2 separate regions of the Homo sapiens genome follow, and region 2 is linked to region 1. A link is a loop called in an ENCODE intact Hi-C map of the cell type or tissue named here. Cell type or tissue: thyroid gland. All regions are shown on one strand. Links, peaks and the distances in the headings refer to the core of each region. The heading gives the core; the rest is flanking DNA.

Region 1 (2,899 bases), core at 171-2,670:
TTCAGCTGGGGAGTAAGAGGCCAGTGAAGGTAGGAATGAGCTTGGGGTGTGAGAGGAACAGAGGGCTGGCTGTGGCAGGGGAGAGTTGGGGGTGAAGGGGGGATAAGGACACAGGCCCTTGAGGATAAATGTGGTCCAGGGAGACCTACGCTGGGCTACTGTAGGCGTCATGGATGGAGTGATTTTGGCCTGGGTGGTGTGGTGGGAGAGGAATGGTGGCAGCTGGGAAGGATCAGGTGGGGGTGGGAGGTGGGGAGAGGACTCCAGGGTGCCCAGAGCACCCGGGCAGATGATACCCTTGCGCCCGATTGCCAGTTCTTCCTGAGAACGCTTTGTGCCTGCCCTCCTGACTCCCTGCCCCTGAACTGCAGACACAGAGTCTGGGCTGCCATGGGGCACCTGGGAGAGGGGAAGGGGGAGCCTGGGTTCCAACTCCTCTAACGTCAGAGGGGCTGAGGACAGAGGCCAAGGAAGGGACCCAGCCCTAGGGTATGGTGTGGGAGTGCCAGAGCCCCCATGGCAGTGTGAAGAGAATGGACAGAGGCCGAGGGAGGGACCCTGCCCTAGGGTATGGTGTGGGAGTGCCAGAGCCCCCATGGCAGTGTGAAGAGAACTGTCAGGGGTGCCAGATGCCATGGCAAGTCACCATACTGGGAGGTGGGTGGAACTTACTACTCTTTTTTTTGAGATGGAGTCTCGCTCTGTCGCCCAGGCTGGAGTGCAGTGGTGCAATCTCGGCTCACTCAACCTTCGCCGCCCGGGTTCAAGCTATTCTCCTGCCTCAGCCTCCCAAGTAGCTGGGGCTACAGGCACCTGCCACCACGCCTGGTTAATTTTTGTATATATATATATTTTTTTCAGTAGAGACGGGGTTTCACCATATTGGCCAGGCTGGTCTCAAAATCCTGACCTTGTGATCTGTCCGTCTCGGCCTCCCAAAGTGCTGGGATTACAGGCGTGAGCCACCATGCCCGGCCTATGGTTTTTTGTTTTTTTTTTTTTTGAGACGGAGTCTTGCTCTGTTGCCCAGGCTGGAGTGCAGTGGCGTGATTTTGGCTCACTGCAACCTCCACCTTCCAGGTTCAAGCAATTCTCCTGCCTCAGCCTCCAGAGTAGCTGGGACTACAGGCATGCACCACCACACCTGGCTAATTTTTGTATTTTTAGTAGAGATGGGGTTTCACCATGTGGCCAGGTTGAACTCCTGACCTCATGTGATCCGCCGGCCTCGGCCTCCCAAACTGCTGTGATGACAGGAGTGAGCCACTGCACCTGGCCGAGAAGAGCCTTGAATGACTGACCAAGGCTGGTGGATTTGGTCCCAGGAGAGGCATGCAGTACAAGGCATCCAACTGCCTATTGTTGGGGCATCAGGACACCAGGGTTGTATGATAGGTTGGGTCACCTGGTTACCTCCAAGAAAGGTGACAGGCTACATGTGGGGAGACAGCTTTTGAGTTTATTTGGCTTCTGGCTTCACTGGATCCCGAGGCTAAGACTCCAACCCTGGCTGGGGCAGCAGGAAGGCATCCAGAGAGCCCTGGCCCCAGATGACCCCCAGGGCAGGAGGTCCATGCTCTAAGCCCTAGGGCAGGGGCCGCAGTAGCAGGACTTGGTCAAAAGTGCTGGTGACAGCTGAGGCCGGCCCCTCTTCCCTGCACCTCCCCTCCTCCCTGCATCACCCCAGCAGGCAATTCCCTGAGACAGGCTCTGGTCCTCCCAACCAGCTGGGTACAGTGTTGGGCCCCAGTAGGGCAGGTGAGCTGGGGGGACCTACAGGTTTCAGATGTGGGGGCGCAGGTCCCCCTTCCAGTGTGAAGGCTTCCTGTGCAGTGTAGTGTTCCTGACCCCCAAAGGGGGGTGGGGTCCCTGGGGAAACTGAGGCAGCTGCAGAGGCTGACCCAGCTCCTGTTCCAGTGTATGCTGTGACTCCTCCTAAGGCAGCTGGAGCTCGGGGGAGTGGCCTGGCCCACTCAAGGCCCCGCTTCCGGCACCCACGGGGCCTGGGCACCCATGTCTTTGGTCTGTGCCCTGCAGTCCTGGGGGCCCCCCTGGAAGGGGTTGGCAGGTGGGGAGTCCCAGAAGGGGTCTGAGTCCGGGAACAAGGTCCAGGGTGCTCGGCGGGGTGCAGGCTGTGGTGATGGCAGGGGAGAAGGCCGTGGCCCAGCTGACACAAAGCTCCAGGGATCAATGCGGCTGCGAAGGGGCGAGGGCCGAGGTCGGCTGATGAGGCCCAGGGGTGGTGAACGTGGGGTGCCTGGGGTGCCAGGAGCAGAGCGTGATGTCCCCGGTGGGGGTGAGACAGTGCCTCCTGTGAGGATATAGGAGGGGCACAGGGTCAAGCAACCCCCAACTGCTGAGGTCCCCAAGACACTGTCCTGCTCTGGGCCTCAGTTTCCCCATGTGCACAGTGACCTACTTGACTCAACTTCCACCGCCCTTCCTGCTCCGTGGTGCCTCTGTTTTTTGTAATAGTTAGGAGTGAGGCCTCTGCAGCAGGCTGGCCTGGATGTGGATCCCGGCCCTGCCACTTACTAGCTGTGGGAGCTGTGGGTCCCTTAATCTCTGTGCCTTAAATTTCCTCATCTAAAAATGGGCATCCAGGAGCGCTTAGTTCTCTGGTTGTTATGACTAAATGAGACCATCTCGGGAAAGCCTTGCAAACAGTACTTGGCACAAGTAAGGAGCCAGGAGTTTGCTACGATTATGATTACATGTATGCTGTGTCGCCCAGGCTGGAGTCCAGTGTCATGATCACCGCTCACTGCAGCCTCAACCTTTCAAGGCTCACGTGATCCTCCCAGAGTGCTGGGATCACAGGCGTGCACCACTGCCTGGCCCGATTACTTCTTTTATTTCACAGCAGGCATCGCCCCCACCTGCCTGGACCACCTGATAG
Region 2 (2,899 bases), core at 228-2,727, 190 kb before region 1:
GGTGGACTGAGCTGAGGGCAGGGAGCGTGGAGAGCCCACCAGGCCTCTGCTCTTCCTTCTGGGCCGAGCAGCGGTGCCCACCTGCCCAGCCCAGAGGGATTGTAGCTGCCCTGTGGAGAGGCAGGAGCCAGGCCAGTCTCCGCAGGGCCACTCCAGCATCTGACCCAGCCCCACCAGTCAGGAGCACAGGTGGCCATTCCTGTCTACTTGGCCTCATCTTATCCCAGGCCTGCAGCAGTGCTTGGCACGTGGGAGGCACTCAGGAAATACCTGTGTCCTAAGGGGTGCCACCCTTTTAACACCCTCTGCGACTCCCTCAAACCCCTGAAGGCCCTGTCCTTGGTGCCCAGCTGTGCCCGCTGGCACCCGGCTGCTGCATCTTTTCTGTCAGTGTGCCTCATGCTTCACACCTGTTGAGTAGGAGTCACTTTTGAAGAACGTGCTGGCAGGGAGCCGCCCGCCCCTGCCCTGGTGACATCGCGCCCCTTCCTCCTGGCTGCAGGTTTTCCTCCCAGCCAGCACCACCCGCCTCCCCGCCCCGCTTCCCCACTCTTCGTCCTCTCTGCAGCAGCTGGCTCCCTACCCCCTCCCTCCCCACCTGCTTCTGCCCATGGAGTCAGCCTTCCTGGGCTGTGCCTTCTGACCAGAATGTTCTTTCTTTCCCACCTGAACTCCCAGATCTGGAGACCCCTCCTCATCCACCAGGACTCACCTTCACAGTCACCCAAGTGGGACACCTCCCCTGCCTCCCTGCTCCCTCCCTCCTGAGTGATGTGTGTCCCCTCCCCTGCTTCCCCAACCAGAGAGCAGAGCTCATTTCAGGCTCAGCAACAGGCATGGAAGGGGGCCCTGGCCAGGCCTCACACTGCCCCCTCCTCCCCAGGCCGAACTGATGAGCAGTCTCATTGAGTACTGCATCGAACTGAGCCAGGCGGCGGAGCCCGCAGGCCCCCAGGACAGTGCGACTGGCTCGCCCTCGGACCCCAGCTCCTCACTGGCTCCTGTTCAGCGCCCCAAGCTGCGGAGGCAGGGCAGTGTGGTGTCCAGCCGGATCCAGCATCTCTCCACCATCGACTACGTGGAGGACGGTGAGCAGCCCTTCTGTGCATGTGCACACACAAACACGCATGCGCGTGCACACACCGGGGGGAGTTCCTGAGGACAGGGCATTGCAGAGCAGCTCCAGACCCAGTGTGAGCTGGCCTCCATCTCAGGACACAGCTGTGAGCAGGCCGAGCCCGGGCCTTGGCCATAGTGCCTTTCCTGTCCCTTCTCACTGCTGCGTCACAGACGTTCTGCAGCATTGTCCAGGATGTGATCCGGGAAACGACTCAACATCTGTTACTGAAGTGTTGGGTAGGTGGGGCGCGGTGGCTCACGCCTGTAATCCCAGCACTTTGGGAGGCCAAGGCAGGAGGATCACCTGAGGTCAGGAGTTCAAGAACAGGCTGGCCAACATGGTGAAACCCTGTCTCTACTAAAAATACAAAAAAAGTAGCGAGGTGTATGGCAGGCGCCTGTAATCCCAGCTACTCGGGAGGCTGAGGCAGGAAAAACGCTTGAACCCAGCAGGCAGAGGTTGCAGTGAGCCGAGATTGCATCATTGCATTCCAGCCTGGGAGACAGAGCAAGACTCCGTCTCAAAAATAAATAAATAAATAAATAAAGCGTTGGGTAAATCACTGCTGTGACCACATCTTGGGGTGTTGAGTGCAGCTGGTAAAAATACAGTACCCAGGCCGGGTGCAGTGTCTCACACCTGTAATCCCAGTACTTTGGGAGACCAAGACAAAGAGGATCACTTGAGCCCAGGAGCTCAAGACCAGCCTGGACAACAGAGTGAGACCCTGTCTCTACAAAATATACTTAAACTTAGCTGAGCACGGTGGTATATGCCTGTAGTCTCACCTTCTTGGGAGGCTGATGAGGCAGGAGTATCTCTGAGCCCAGGAGTTGGAGGTTTGCAGTGAGCTACGATTGTACCACTGCACTCCAGCCTGGGTGACAACGATGAGACCCTATATATATATATTTTTTTTAATTAATTAATTAGTTAACTATTTTTGAGACGGAGTCTCACTCTGTCGCCCAGGCTGGAGTACAGTGGCATGATCTCGGCTCACTGCAACCTCCGCCTCCCCAGTTCTAGTGATTCTCCTGCCTCAACCTCCCGAGTAGCTGGGACTACAGGTGTGTGCCACCACACCCGGCTAATTTTTTTTTTTTTTTTTGAGACAGAGTCTCACTCTGTCGCCCAGGCTGGAGTGCAGTGGGCGCGATCTTGGCTCACTGCAAGCTCCACCTCCTGGGTTCACGCCATTCTCCTGCCTCAGCCTCCTAAGTAGCTGGAACTACAGGCGCCCACCACCACGCCCGGCTACTTTTTTGTATTTGTAGTAGAGACGGGGTTTCACCGTGTTAGCCAGGATGGTCTCGATCTCCTGACCTTGTGGTCCATCCGCCTTGGCCTCCCAAAGTGCTGGGATTACAGGTGTGAGCCACTGCACCCGGCCCTAATTTTTTGTTTTTAGTAGAGATGGGGTTTCACCGTGTTAGCCAGGATGGTCTCAATTTCCTGTCCTCGTGATCCACCTGCCTTGGCCTCCCAAAGTGCTGGGATTACAGGCGTGAAACATCACACCAAGCCCGAGACCCTGTTTTTAAAAAGGAATACCCTGGCCGGGCGCAGTGGCTCACGCCTGTAATCCTAGCACATTGGGAGACCAAGGCGGGTGGATCACCTGAGGTCGGGAGTTCGAGACCAGTCTGACCAACATGGAGAAAACTCTTCTCTACTAAAAATACAAAATTAGCTGGATGTGGTGGTGGTCGCCTGTAGTCCCAGCTACTTGGGAGGCTGAAAGCAGGAGAATCGCTTGTACCCAGGAGGTGGAGGTTG

The links. A loop is a pair of places that touch in the nucleus more often than their neighbours do. Peaks named below come from ENCODE experiments on the same cell type or tissue, not always from the same donor. Only the 100,000 strongest peaks of a DNase experiment are listed, where the experiment ranks them.
Region 2: it touches region 1 in a loop (3-fold over the local background); 2 of 110 quality-filtered maps call a loop at or near these places.

What each region holds. Positions count from the first base shown.
Region 1 is chr11:65,596,318-65,599,216 of GRCh38, forward strand. MAP3K11 (mitogen-activated protein kinase kinase kinase 11) reads right to left here. Exons shown (of 10, transcript NM_002419.4): 10 at 1,440-2,311. The coding sequence ends at 1,974. Among named protein-coding and RNA genes, the nearest start is that of KCNK7, 2.0 kb to the left of the region's middle. In thyroid gland, for the core only: no CTCF peak of the experiment used is centred there; no DNase peak of the experiment used is centred there.
Region 2 is chr11:65,403,981-65,406,879 of GRCh38, forward strand. FRMD8 (FERM domain containing 8) reads left to right here. Exons shown (of 11, transcript NM_031904.5): 10 at 884-1,088. Among named protein-coding and RNA genes, the nearest start is that of NEAT1, 17 kb to the right of the region's middle. RefSeq lists an enhancer at 268-767. In thyroid gland, for the core only: no CTCF peak of the experiment used is centred there; a DNase peak (open chromatin) is centred at 1,224; H3K27ac peaks cover 1,792 bases.